Linked DNA regions of Homo sapiens: all the other regions are linked to region 2. The links are chromatin contacts, found by Hi-C or POLR2A ChIA-PET in ENCODE. All regions are on one chromosome and are shown on one strand. Each heading gives the region's core, a stretch centred on a gene start or an enhancer-like site at or near the end of the contact. The rest is flanking DNA. Distances are from core to core; before and after follow the strand shown. Region 1 overlaps ACO2 (aconitase 2). Region 2 holds the start of ZC3H7B (zinc finger CCCH-type containing 7B). Region 3 overlaps ACO2 (aconitase 2). Region 4 overlaps ACO2 (aconitase 2).

What was found. Hi-C counts contacts between places; a loop is a spot of excess contacts on that map. ChIA-PET counts read pairs that join two places held with the same protein, here RNA polymerase II (POLR2A). Pooled maps may share reads with other maps.
Region 1: a loop to region 2 is called in a pooled map, with 2.2 times the contacts of the local background. The contact joins the enhancer-like site here to the promoter of ZC3H7B in region 2. A Hi-C loop is called at or near these places in 3 of 168 maps with a recorded cell type or tissue (ascending aorta, mammary epithelial cell and sigmoid colon) and 6 of 50 pooled maps. POLR2A ChIA-PET finds 5 or more read pairs at or near these places in 2 of 52 experiments (Caco-2 and activated T-cell).
Region 3: a map of prostate gland shows a loop between it and region 2 (2.6-fold over the local background). The contact joins the enhancer-like site here to the promoter of ZC3H7B in region 2. A Hi-C loop is called at or near these places in 5 of 168 maps with a recorded cell type or tissue (ascending aorta, esophagus muscularis mucosa, mammary epithelial cell and 2 more) and 11 of 50 pooled maps. POLR2A ChIA-PET finds 5 or more read pairs at or near these places in 1 of 52 experiments (activated CD4-positive, alpha-beta T cell).
Region 4: a pooled map shows a loop between it and region 2 (2.5-fold over the local background). The contact joins the enhancer-like site here to the promoter of ZC3H7B in region 2. A Hi-C loop is called at or near these places in 2 of 50 pooled maps. POLR2A ChIA-PET finds 5 or more read pairs at or near these places in 5 of 52 experiments (Caco-2, GM12878, WTC11 and 2 more).

What each region holds. Positions count from the first base shown.
Region 1 is chr22:41,498,434-41,501,550 of GRCh38, forward strand. ACO2 (aconitase 2) reads left to right here. Exons shown (of 18, transcript NM_001098.3): 2 at 1,293-1,429. Among named protein-coding and RNA genes, the nearest start is that of ACO2, 31 kb to the left of the region's middle. Within about 2 kb of position 1,702, at least 5 of the 41 ENCODE cell types and tissues checked have a DNase peak (open chromatin) inside an H3K27ac peak, as active enhancers do.
Region 2 is chr22:41,300,268-41,303,168 of GRCh38, forward strand. ZC3H7B (zinc finger CCCH-type containing 7B) reads left to right here and starts at 1,258. Exons shown (of 23, transcript NM_017590.6): 1 at 1,258-1,505. It also overlaps a transcript of RANGAP1 not described here. RefSeq lists silencers at 945-1,284, 1,565-1,634 and an enhancer at 1,366-1,867.
Region 3 is chr22:41,525,391-41,528,363 of GRCh38, forward strand. It overlaps ACO2 (aconitase 2), which reads left to right. Exons shown (of 18, transcript NM_001098.3): 15 at 872-1,063; 16 at 1,898-2,030; 17 at 2,511-2,632. It overlaps POLR3H (RNA polymerase III subunit H), which reads right to left. Exons shown (of 6, transcript NM_001018050.4): 6 at 409-2,973. Among named protein-coding and RNA genes, the nearest start is that of POLR3H, 18 kb to the right of the region's middle. RefSeq lists a silencer at 897-1,111. Within about 2 kb of position 1,486, at least 19 of the 41 ENCODE cell types and tissues checked have a DNase peak (open chromatin) inside an H3K27ac peak, as active enhancers do; they include ascending aorta and prostate gland, where a contact is called at or near this core.
Region 4 is chr22:41,480,007-41,483,314 of GRCh38, forward strand. The region is part of intron 1 of ACO2 (aconitase 2); the gene reads left to right. Among named protein-coding and RNA genes, the nearest start is that of ACO2, 13 kb to the left of the region's middle. Within about 2 kb of position 1,295, at least 15 of the 41 ENCODE cell types and tissues checked have a DNase peak (open chromatin) inside an H3K27ac peak, as active enhancers do; they include GM12878, where a contact is called at or near this core.

The DNA.
Region 1 (3,117 bases), core at 452-2,951, 200 kb after region 2:
GTGGGCCAGGAATTTGGGAGTGGCTTGGCTGGGTGGTTCTGGCTTGGGGCCTCTCCAGAAGTTGCAGTGAAGATGTCAGCCGGGGCTAGCCATCTGACGGGTTGAACCGGGGCTGGAGCATTCGCTTGCAAGATGGCTCACTCACACCTGGCAAGGTGGTGCTGGTTATTGGCAAGAGGCCCCTGTTCCTGTCTAGGTGGGCCTCTCCCAGGATTGCTTAACAATATGGGGACTGTCTTCCCCCAGAGCAATCCAAGAGAGAGAGCAAGCCAGGCAGAAGCTGTTCTTCTTATGACCTAGTCTCAAAGTCCAATAGCATCCCTTGTCACATTCTATAAAGTAGAAGTAAGTCCGCCACACATTCAAAGGGAGGGTAATGGCTGGGCACGGTGGCTCATGCCTGTAATCCCAGCACTTTGGGAGGCCGAGGCAGATGGATCACTTGAGGTCAGGAGTTTGAGACCAGCCTGGCCAACGTGGTGAAACCCCGTCTCTACTAAAAATACAAAAATTAGACAGGCATGGTGGTGCGTGCCTGTAATCCCAGCTACTGGGAAGCTGAGGCAGGAGAAATTGAAGCTTGAACCCAGGAGGCGGCGGTATCAGTGAGCCGAGATCCCACCACTGCACTCCCACCTGGGCGGCAAGACTCCGTCTCAAAAAAAAAAAAAAAAGGAAGGGAATTAGGCACCACCTTTTGAAGGGATGAGGAAACATCCAAAGCTCACGCACAGGGTTTTCCTCATTCATTCTTCCCTCTGACCCATGGATATTTGTTGAATCTCCAGTATGTGCCAGGTAGTCCAGACATAGAGATGAGTAAGATAAATAAGGCTTGATCTCAACCCTCAAGAAGCTTATAGTGCAGGTAGACTAATAGCTATGGTTTGGATAGTGTTTTACAGCTTAATGAGCACTTTCACTTATGGTCTTATTTAACCTTCCCAGTACCCCGTGTGATCACCAGAGCTGGTTATATCCCTATTTTCTATCTCCTCTGGGTTTTAGTCAATGAGGGCTTTTCTTACATTGATACACCTTACATGATAGAACTTGACTTTGATCCCAGCGATTTTTGTCTATAAATCCCTTGCACTTTTTTCCTACCCCAGGCTGTGTTCCTTGTGGCTGCTTTGTCATCCCTGTCCTGCAGATGAGGAAGCTGAGGCTGCAGTTACTGAACAGCTCTTGACACTTTAATTCCTGGATTTTTTTCACCATACTGAGCTGCCCTCGGGGATGGACTCTCCTAAGTGCTCCATTGACAGTGGCTGTCATGTTTCTTCTTGCAGAAAGCTCTGGGTGTGCGGCAGTACCATGTGGCCTCAGTCCTGTGCCAACGGGCCAAGGTGGCGATGAGCCACTTTGAGCCCAACGAGTACATCCATTATGACCTGCTAGAGAAGAACATTAACATTGTTCGCAAACGGTAAGGCTGCAGATGGGAGGCTGTGACTGTCAAGGGCATTGCGTCTGCTGCCTGCCCGTCAGGCAGAGAAGGAGGTGTTTTGTGAAGGATGCTTGGTGATAGTGGCAGGGTCAAGGTATTCAAGGTACAAAGGTTTCTGCTGAGGAAAGGCATTCCAGATCAGTGGTGTAACTTCTGTCCTCTCTGCCAAGGGAGAATCTGTGTTATCAAGAAGCCTCTAGATGTGAACCACAGCCAGGTCTCTGAGACACTTTGGCACTATAACCTGAACCTCCCAACCTTTTCAGGGCAGGCTGCTGACCCTCGGCCTGCCCTCTGGAAGCCACCAGGCCCAGTGCCTGGAGAATCATCTTCTATTTCCTCTTCAGTGCACAGGCACAGAGGAGAGCTCAGGTCTGAGACCCAGAAGATAAACTAAGATGGGACCTTTTTAATTTAATTTTATTTTATTTTATTTTATTTTATTTATATATATTTGAGGCAGAGTATATATATATTTATATATATAAAATAAAAATATATATAAATATATATATATTTGAGGCATAGTCTCGCCCTGTTGCCCAGACTGGATTGCAGTGGTGCAATCTTGGCTCACTGCAACCTCTGTCTCCCCAGTTGGAACGATTCTTGTGCCTCAGCTTCCTGAGTAGCTGCAATTACAGGCACCTGCCACCACACCCGGCTGATTTTTGTAGTTTTAGTAGAGATGGGGTTTTGCCATGTTGCCCAGGCTGGTCTCGAATTCCTGAGCTCAAGCAATCAGCTTGCCTCGGCTTCCCAAAGTCCTGGGATTATAGACGTAAGCCACTGCGCCTGGCCTATTTTATTTTATGATTTTATGTTATGTTATTTTATTTTTTGAGACAGTCTCACTCTGGTCCAGGCTGGAGTACAGTGGTGCAGTCTCGGCTCACTGCAACCTCCGCCCCCCAGGTTCCAGCAATTCTCATGCCTCAGCCTCCCGAGTAGCTGGGACTACAGGGACGCACCACGATGCCTGGCTAATTTTTTGTATTTTTGTGGAGATGGGGTTTCATCATGTTGGCCAGGCTGGCCTCAAACTCCTGACCTCAGGTGATCCACCTGCCTCAGCTTCCCAAAGTGCTGGGATTACAAGTGTGAGCCACTGTGCCCAGCTGGGACTATTTTTTTTTTTGAGACAGGGTCTCACTCTCTTGCCCACACTGGAGTGTAGTGGCACGATCACAGCTCACTGCAACCTCAATCTCTTGGGTTTGAGTGATCCTCCCACCTCAGCCTCCTGAGTACCTGGGACCACAGGCGTGAGCCACCATGCTCACCTACTTTTTTTATTTTTTGTAGAGATGGGGTATCGCCACATTGCCACTGATCTCGAACTCCTGGGCTCAAAACTGTTCTCCCACCGTGGTCTCCCAAAGTGCTGGGATTACAGGCGCGAGCCATGGTGCCTGGCCTAAGGTGGGATCTTGAGCATGTCTTTTTTCTGGACCTCATTTTCCTCACTTGGTAAAATGGCAGTCAGCTCTGCCCTGCTGTCCTGTGTGCCAGGTCCTGGGTTAGATGCTGCCACCAAAAGGATGAATAAGGTACCACAGAGGATGAGGAGTCGGGGCTGGCAATGCACACCAGCCTGCACTGCCACACTTCCACCTTGCTCTTCATCAGGCATGAAGGAGAGCTGTCATAGAAGTTTGCTTTGATTG
Region 2 (2,901 bases), core at 8-2,507:
ACCAGACCATTTGCCATCTAGTTCACTTGAGGCAAAATGCAGCAATCCAACTGGCCTCAGCATCCTCATCGATGAAATGAGAGTGATAATAACCATGGTGGTAAATGTGATAAGTTGTCAAGGGTGTTTCATTGTAAATTGCCTAGGGGGTATTGGGAACTCACACACACACACACACACACACACACACACACACACACACACACACACACATATATTTCTGGAGACAGTTTTGCTCTTGTTGCCCAGGCTGGAGTGCAATGGCATGATCTTGGCTCACTGCAACCTCCACCTCTGGGGTTCAAGTGATTCTCCTGCCTCAGCCTCCTGAGTAGCTGGGATTACAGGCACCCACCACCACGCCTGGCTAATTTTTGTATTTTTGTAGAGATGGGGTTTCACCACGTTGGCTAGTCTGGTCTTGAACTCCTGACCTCAGGTGATCCACCCGTCTTGGCCTCCCAAAGTGCTGAGATTACAGGCGTGAGCCACTGCACCCAGCCCTGATTGTCAATATCTAATCAGGTTCCTCATTTTCCACCATTCCCCAGGTGATGTCTGATCACCTTGCCCTGCCTTCAGCAAGAATCTTGTTAGATGGGTTTAAGCGAGAATCCTCTCATCTCTGATGCAGTTTCCTATGCACTGGCGCTCAATCAGTGGATCCTTTCTCCTTCCTCATAAATTCCCAGTTGCCCATGCTGATTTCTGAATTGAGCCCAAATACTCTCCCTGACCGCAAAACCCACTGCAGTGGTCCCTACACCCATCATGATGCCAATAAAGTCGGCCTTGTAGTCTTTAACAAGTGTCATTCAATATTTTTTTTAACATCCTATACATAAAACTCCAGCCAAGTGAGGTCCTGATTCTTCTATGTGTCTCCGGTTCCCATCTATGAGAAGGGCACAACGCAACCAGGGTTTTGGGCAGCCTTCCATGAAAGCACCTGGAAGCCGGAGAAGGGGGGCGGGGGGACTTTTGACACAGATGGGGAAGGGCGGAGGCGCTGGGTTTGAGCAGCATCAGCCCAGAAATGCAGAACTGCCAAAAGAAACCCCCCTAAAAGGCAGGACACTTTTAAAGAAAATAAAGGTGAATTCCAGGCATGAGCTTTCGACGGGGAATGGGGCTTCCCCGACTCGCCCCCACGCCCCCCGCCCTTCTCCCCAGGTGCGCAGCCCGCGCCGCCCACCCCGGGCGCGGCGAGGCGACGGGAGCCGAGCTCTCTAGGACCCGAGGAGGAAGAGCTGCAGGGAGACAGTGCCTCCAGCGGGTGCTGCCGCGAGCGGCCAGCCGAGGGGCTGGAAATGAAAGTAAAGCGCTCCAGAGCCACATGGACGGAGCTGCCGGGGCGGCGGCGCCGGGAGCAGGATGCGGCCGCCCGTAATTAAATAGCATTTACTCTTATTATTACTAATAATAATAACGTAATCATACCTCTAGTCATAGCATACCATTTATCGGGCTCGGCGCAGGCCCGCGGGGAGCGCAGCCCGGCGGAGGTGAGTGCTTGGCGCGGCCCGAGCCCCGCGGGGCAGAGGCCGGGGACACTGCGTCCGGAGCCGCCCGCGCGCGAGGGTTCGGGGACGCCCGGGCCGGGCAGGGCTGGGGAAGAGGCGAAGAGAGCCCTTTCCAGGCCGGGGCCGCGCGCCGGGCCACCTGGAAAGTGGGATTTTGCAAAAAATAAATCGTCTCTAAAACCCCATTTGCTCCTTTTTGGGGATCCCGGTCCCCGTGCCCTGCCCCAAAGTTTAAAAGTTACCGTGTGGCCGGGGGCACCTGGCGCTGGGGAGACTTGGCCGCCCCTGCAGCCCCCAGGAGGTGTCTTGAAATTTTCGTGGGGCCTCTCTCTTCGGCGTCCGGAGCTTCTGGGGTGTCCAGATGCTTTGCCGACCCCGCGCAGGGGGTCTCGGGGGCTGGCAGGGGCGTCGCTGGCAGGGCCCCCCTTCCTTTTGTGTTGTCCTTGGCCCCGCAGCACCCGGAGTTGGAGGGGCCGCGGCGAGGGCCGGGGAGCGGGGCCGCCCGACGGGCCGCCCCTTTCGGCTGCGGCGGCCACGCGAGCCCGGGGATCCGGGGCCTGCAGCCGGGCCCGCGGGAAGGGGGCGGCAGGAAAGGGGGGCGCGGTCTGGGCCTGCTGGGCAGGGGGGCGTTTCCGGTCGCAGGATCAGTCTCTGGACTTCGAGGCCTGTGGGAGGCCCGCGGCCGTCCAGGGAGTGCTAGGGGGCTGCGGACCCCGGCTCTGGCGCCTGGGGACGGGGGCGCCCTGACGGGGCTGGGGGCCTGGGAGCCGCCGACTCCGGCCTCATACCCCCATCCTGCCCGCTGCGAACCTCAGGGCCCCCCTCCGGGTTTGCTCCCTCCTCCTTTCCCCTCCTTTCTCCTCAACTCTGTCTGTTTTAGGCGTTTATAAGGCGCCTGGTTGGGGGGACTTTCACAGACAAAGCCGTCTTCCCAGGGGGGAAAATAATCATATAAAAACAGCTCACTCTGATAGAACCTGATGGCTGTATTGCCAACAGGGCATTGACGGGGAAGACTAGGGGGCTAGGGCCCTGCGTGGGGAGTCTGGGGGCTCTAAAAGGGGGCTGGGCCTGAGTGGGGAGCTGGTGATCAGCGGTTTTATTTCTCGGGTTGCTAGCTTTGGCATCAGACTTTGAACCCCAACTTCTTGCCATATTCCTCAGCATCTGCAGTTCAGCCTGATGAAAATAGCAGAATGCAGATCCTTGAATTTTCACACAAATGAGATAATTATAGTACATGTAGCAACTGTGTTGGACACAAAATGCTGGCAGAATCTTTAGTTCTACTACCAATACTTCCTCTACACACATACAGCCATCCCCTCCGTGGTGGTCTTCTTTCCCCGTGTCCACCTCCCACAGAAGTTGGACTGCA
Region 3 (2,973 bases), core at 236-2,735, 230 kb after region 2:
GCCCCCCGTCCCCTGAGCATCGGGAAGGGCCATGAACCTGGAGGAAGTGAGCACAGTCAAGACGCAGGTGGGAGATGGAAGGGAGGTTTGGCTGCAGAGCAGAGAGGGTATCGCAACGCAGTCCAGCGTCCCCCTTCTCTGTGGCCCCGAACTGGGCAGAGCTAGATCTGGCCAGCCTCCGTCTGGGGCCCTCAGCCATCCAGCAGCAGCTGATCAGAGCCACCTCCAGTGGGTGTGGGCAGGTGAGTACAGCTCAGGCTGGGCTGGGACAGTGTGTGTGATTGCACAGCAGGCTCCACACCTGGCACGTCCACACAGGCTCTGGAAGCCATGGACAACTCCTGCCCCCACAGTTGGGCACCCGTGGATATGGGATGGCTTGTGTTTGGCACCGACCAAAAACAAGCCTTTTTGGTGTGGCCAGAGGCCTCCAATCTGTGTCAGATATTTATTTATGCTGCTTATTAAGGGGTCTCCAGGCACCCCTGTGACAGAAGAGACTAATCAGTCATCAGCCAGGACCCAGGCATGTCCTGGGCTCCTGTGTCCAGCATGAGGTCTGTGGCTGATCTTGCAGCTGAGGCCTGAAGGGTGAGCGAACATTGACCTGTCCCAACTTTGGGCGGCCTCTGCCCCATAAGGGAGACTGAGCAGCCAGAGGCCTTTGAGGGGATGAAGGCCTGGCCTGAGCCCATGTGGCCTTAGGGTGGAAGCACCAGGACCACAGAACACGTGTCTGAAGACTTGCCTGCCTCTCACCCCTCTGTCACCCCTCCTGGGCCCCGGGGCCTGCTGCCTGCCTCTGGAGGGCTTGTCATCCACCCCTCCAGGGCCATGCCCTGACCTCTGTCCTCTCTACTTACCACCCAAGGTCAAAGGGAAGTGTACCACTGACCACATCTCAGCTGCTGGCCCCTGGCTCAAGTTCCGTGGGCACTTGGATAACATCTCCAACAACCTGCTCATTGGTGCCATCAACATTGAAAACGGCAAGGCCAACTCCGTGCGCAATGCCGTCACTCAGGAGTTTGGCCCCGTCCCTGACACTGCCCGCTACTACAAGGTGGGTCAGAGTTGATAGGGGCAATGCCAGTGGTCACTCCTGAAGGGGCCTGCAAGGCAGGTGCAGGGAGGACATTAGGGGAGTGGAAACTGGGAAGGAGGCCGACCAAGCCCAAAGGGGACTGCTGTGGAAGGGAGGAGAGGCCTGCAGCCCCTCCCTGTGGCTGAGAAGGCATGAGGCCCAGGTCCGGTGGTACAGCCGGGTCCCTGCACCAGGAGGAGTTAGTGAGAGATATCTTAGGATATCTGGCCCTAGACAAAGACAAGGAAGGGGGCCGACTCAGGAAGTCAGAGGCCAAAAGCTCAGAGAGGGGGCTACACGGGGCCTCACAGTGAGCAGGCAGAGAGGGTCTGAGGTGATTGGACTTTTTCTGCTTTGAGAAACAAACAGAACCAGGGCTGAACCCAAGTCCTGGCCCAGCCGGGTGAAAGGACTCTGGCACCCCCTGGTGGCTGGGTGGGGCAGAGGGTGCTCCCAGGAAGGGGGCGCCTTGAGCTTCACAGATGCATCTTGTGTGGGGCCCGGAGGCCGTCCCTGTCTCACCCAACCTCCCTCCACACACACCTGCCTCTGCCAAGCACCAATGGGTGGCTTCTGTCTTCTTTGCCACTGCAAACAACCACGTGCCTCTGTCCCCTCGGGGCCTCGTTTGGGTCTCATTCACGCAGGCTTCACTTGCCCTTAGGCAGCAGGCGAGGAAGGGCCCCTCCAGCCCCTTTACCGGGAGCCTCAGGATGCCCAGGCGCCAGGTGGGTGAGGCCAGGCAGGTAGGGCCAGACAGGTGAGGACGGTGCCCTCCTCTGCCTTATAACCTTACCCCCGCTTGCCTGACAGAAACATGGCATCAGGTGGGTGGTGATCGGAGACGAGAACTACGGCGAGGGCTCGAGCCGGGAGCATGCAGCTCTGGAGCCTCGCCACCTTGGGGGCCGGGCCATCATCACCAAGAGCTTTGCCAGGATCCACGGTGAGCTGGAGTCTGTACCCAGGCCATCCTCATCCCATCCCTAGTGATCAAGGTCACTCTCCCTGCCCGTGGCTGAGTTGGGCCTGGTTCTAGGCTGTGTCCACTGCAGCCCACAGGCCCGTCAGCCTCTTGCCCCTTCTTAGGCTCACACAGTGCACATCCGACGCTCAGCTTCCCGGCTTCCCGCAGGCCCTGCTTCCAGGCTTGTAGATCTGAGCCGCTGAGATCTAGGACATGTGCCAGGGGGTTCTTTCTGATCATGAATGTGCAGCAGGAAGGCCTCGCAGACCTCAGCACCAGCGCACACTTGCTAGGGGCACCCCTAGTGAAAGGGAGCAGACCAGGGCCCCATAGTCACTGCCCGGGCATTGTCCCAGGCAGCAGGATTAGGGGCATCTCCCAGAGCCCCAGATGGGTTCAGAAAATGAAGCTCTCCAGGCTAGTCAGGCCCCCGATGACCGAATGCCGCCTGCTTTCCAGAGACCAACCTGAAGAAACAGGGCCTGCTGCCTCTGACCTTCGCTGACCCGGCTGACTACAACAAGATTCACCCTGTGGACAAGCTGACCATTCAGGGCCTGAAGGACTTCACCCCTGGCAAGGTTAGGGGCCCGGGTCCCCCTGAGGTGGTGGGGTGAGGGGCAGCCACCTTGTTTCCCCTCCTGCACTGGCCCCAGGGTAGCTTCTCCCAGGAGGCTTCATTCCAGCTGGAAAGGCCCCCAGTTCTCCAGGTGGCCCCACAGAGAAAGCAAAGTGGCTTCTCAGAGTTGGGGGTTGGAGTCAACCCGGGGCCCTCACACCTCCCCAACCTCCCTTTACTCACCAGGACCTGGCACTCAGGGGACAGCCCACCCACTGCAGGACCCTCTGGGCCCCAGGAATCCCCTGTAGGTGCCACCTGGGTCTGACCTGGGCCATCAGGCACAGACTGGCCTAGGATTTG
Region 4 (3,308 bases), core at 45-2,544, 180 kb after region 2:
CACTTTTGTTCCTGCCAGTTGCATAGCAACCAAGCTAGCTGACTGCCTGCTGGCAGGAGGGAATTGTTTAGCTTTGATTTCTTAGGAGAGGAGCCAGGCATCGCCTACCAGGAGGGGGAGAAAATTGTTAGAAGCCCTGCAATGGAGGTGTGGGAAGATGCTTCTCCTTAGGAGGGTGTGGACTGATGTGCATTCCTGTGTTGCCCACTTAGACAGAGTCCACCTGAGACTTCTCTGCCAGGAAGGGCTAGGCAGTTAGTTGCTAAGAGATGTGAGCCCGAAGTCATCCTTCTGTGAAATGGGCTGCCGTGTAATGTATGAGTTCCCCACTGCTGGAGACAGCTTGGCTAGGTTGGGTGAGTGTGTTAGGCATTCAAATACAGAAGGAGTGGATAGATGAGGCCTTTTCAGTTCCATTTCAATTCCAAGATGTGCTGTCCTGGTGCTTGGGACCTGCTCTGGGGCTCTGGTCTTTGGTGGCTGGGGAGGGAGAAGTAGGCGGCATAGTGGAAAAACATCTGCCCGTAATCCTCTCCCCAGTACACAGGCAGGCCACGTTTTAGTAGCAGCATCTCATTCTCCCAGGCGAACTGAGTAATAGCAGCTTACGTTTATTGAATGCCTGCCAGAAGCCCAGCTACCAAGCTCTATGCCTTTCGTATATATTTTTTGTAATAGAATGCAGTATATTCATAAAAGCTCTCTTCTCCCCGTCCCAGTCCCCAGGGCAATTTTGTGTTTATCATTCTAGACTTTTCCTCTGTATTTACAAGTCTTTCTAATCCTCACAAAATCTCTGCCATTTTTGTTGTTGTTGTTGTTCTTCCGAGATGGAGTCTTGCTCTGTCACCCAGGCTGCAGTACAGTGGCTCGATCTTGGCTCACAGCAGCCTCAAACTCCTGGGCTCAAGCAATTCTCCCACCTCAGTCTCCTGAGTAGCTCAGACTATAGACACAGGCTAATTTTTGTATTTTTTTGTAGAGATGGGGGTCTCGCTTTGTTGCCTAAGCTGGTCTTGAACTCTGGGCTCAGGAGTGGTGGTGATCCACCTGTCTCGGCTTCCTAAAGTGCTGGGATTACAGGCATGAGCCATTACCCTCGGCCAAAATCTCTGCTCTTTTACCCCCATGTTACAGAAGAGGAAATTAAGGCTCAGAGAGGTAAAGAATCTTACCTGAGGTCCCACAGCTAGGGAAGCTGAGATTCCAAGCCAGATCCCTCCAGCCCTAGAGTGGATGCCATTTCTGTGACTCGGCACTTGTCTTGGAGTGTTTCCATGATGGCACTCTGACAAGTGCTTGGTGACTTCTCTGTCAGTTGTTAAAGCAACTGTCTCAAGAGACCTGGCCTCTCCCGGACCCTGGCCTGTTTGGGTGGCTCGGCACCCTCAGCTCTGTAGCTTGCTCTGTATGCTGGGGCTCACTGGTACATGGCTCCCCAACAAGCAGTGCTGTATGCACCATGCTGGACAAGGTGGGCAGAAGCCTGCCCGAGAATAGGTCAGTCCGTTTCGATTGTAGTATTCTCTGAATACAACTGGTCCCAAGGGAAGACCTCCGACCTCCGTCCTTTGGGAAGAGAGGGCAGCATGTCTGACTTTGGCCGAGTGGGGTTGTGGGGAGTTCTGAGTGGGTGTACATGTGATGTGCCGTGGGGTGGGCCCTTTTCCCATCTGCCACAGCTCTGAACCCGTGCTGTTGCTCATCACGGCTTCTGCCAGAGGCACTTAACTTGAGTTTGAAAGCACAATCCAGAAGGCCGGTGGTCGTGTCACGGCTCTGCCTTCATCTGTTTCATCAGTAAGTCTTTCTTGAACTTCTTCTATGTGTTGGACATTGTCCTAGGTTCTGAATATATTGTGACCAGAATAGACCATTTTTTGTCCCCATGGAGCTTATATTTTAGTGGACTTTACTTTCCCATCTGGTCCAAGTCTCTGTCTTCTCATGTAAACAAGGGACAGAATGACCTGTAGTAATCCCACTTGGCACAATTGTTAGGGTAAGAGAGCTGTTGTCATCTCGCCAGCAGCATCCTTTCTTCCCTTGTCTTGCCTAGCCGTGTGGTGCCTGGCTCCCCGGTGGGGGTCTGCTGTGGGGATGCCCCTTCCCTCAGCGTTTGCCCACTGTTCTGTGTTGGTAGATGCAGGATCAGCAGAGCCTCCCTTACTCCCTGGAAGCCCTGGAGATTTGTGGCTCATCCAGCTAGACTCAGCAAAGGCACTTAGGGTCAGCAGTTGGGACCAACAACCCCCTGGAGGACTCAGCCCACCTGGCCGCTGGGCCTGAAGCAGAGGTTGGGAGACACTGTCGGTAGCACAGGGAGAAAGTCTCGGCCTCTGCAAGTTCCCAGCTGTTTGACCTTAGGCAGGCCCCTTCCTGTCTCTGAGCCTCTGCAGCTTCAGGCAGTTAGGGAGGCTGAGCTATGCACAGCAAGGTTCACAAGAGTCACACAGAGATGTGTGGGAGGTGATAGTTACTCCAAAACAGATCTGTGGGCATCTGGCTACTGGTCACCCTGATGGGAGACTCCCACTTAGGTGTAAAATTAGGAAGTTGTTTTGTGGCTGAGGAAGTGCTATAACGATGCTTAGGATGGAGAAGACATAATTGTGGTTTTCAGTGATTTGAAGGGCTGGTTGTGGAAGACTGACTAGCCTCATTTGATCTGGTTCCAAAGGATAGGACTAGGAAGTTAGGCCTGTCATGTGCCAGGCACTGGTCTAGGTTCTCTCCTTTCATCCTCACTGCAGCCTGTGAAGCATTATCCCCATTTACAGATGGGAAAAATTGATGTTTAGAGGGATTAAATAAAACCACAGAAGGTTATACAGCTTGTAAGGGGCAGAGCTGGGATTTGAGCCCAGATCTCCAAAGCTGGAATGATGTAATGGGGGCACATTTTCATTTGATTTAAGAAGCATTAGTTTAAAATCTTAGAACTGACCAGTAGTAGAATAGGCTTTTGGGAAGAGAGTGAGCTTCCAGACCTAGTCATGTTGAACCAGGGGGCTTATGGGAGTTGATGAGGGGAGATTTTCTGCCTCGAGGCCACCTCAGTCCTGCCCTCAGCCCCTTTGTTCCCCAGAAAGTGGGGGAAAGTGGAGGGCGAGGGCGCAGTGAAAGTATTTCTTCTAGATGAGGGCCTGGGATTTACCAGTGAGGATTTTACAAGGCCTGAGACGTAGGCTCCAAGTATGGGAAAAAATTTTCCCGTTTCCCAGTTTTGGGAAAACTGTGTTGGATGGCCTTATGGGTGACCTCAGGAATGTCTCTGTGGCCTGAGGTTGAACTGAGCATTGAGTGTG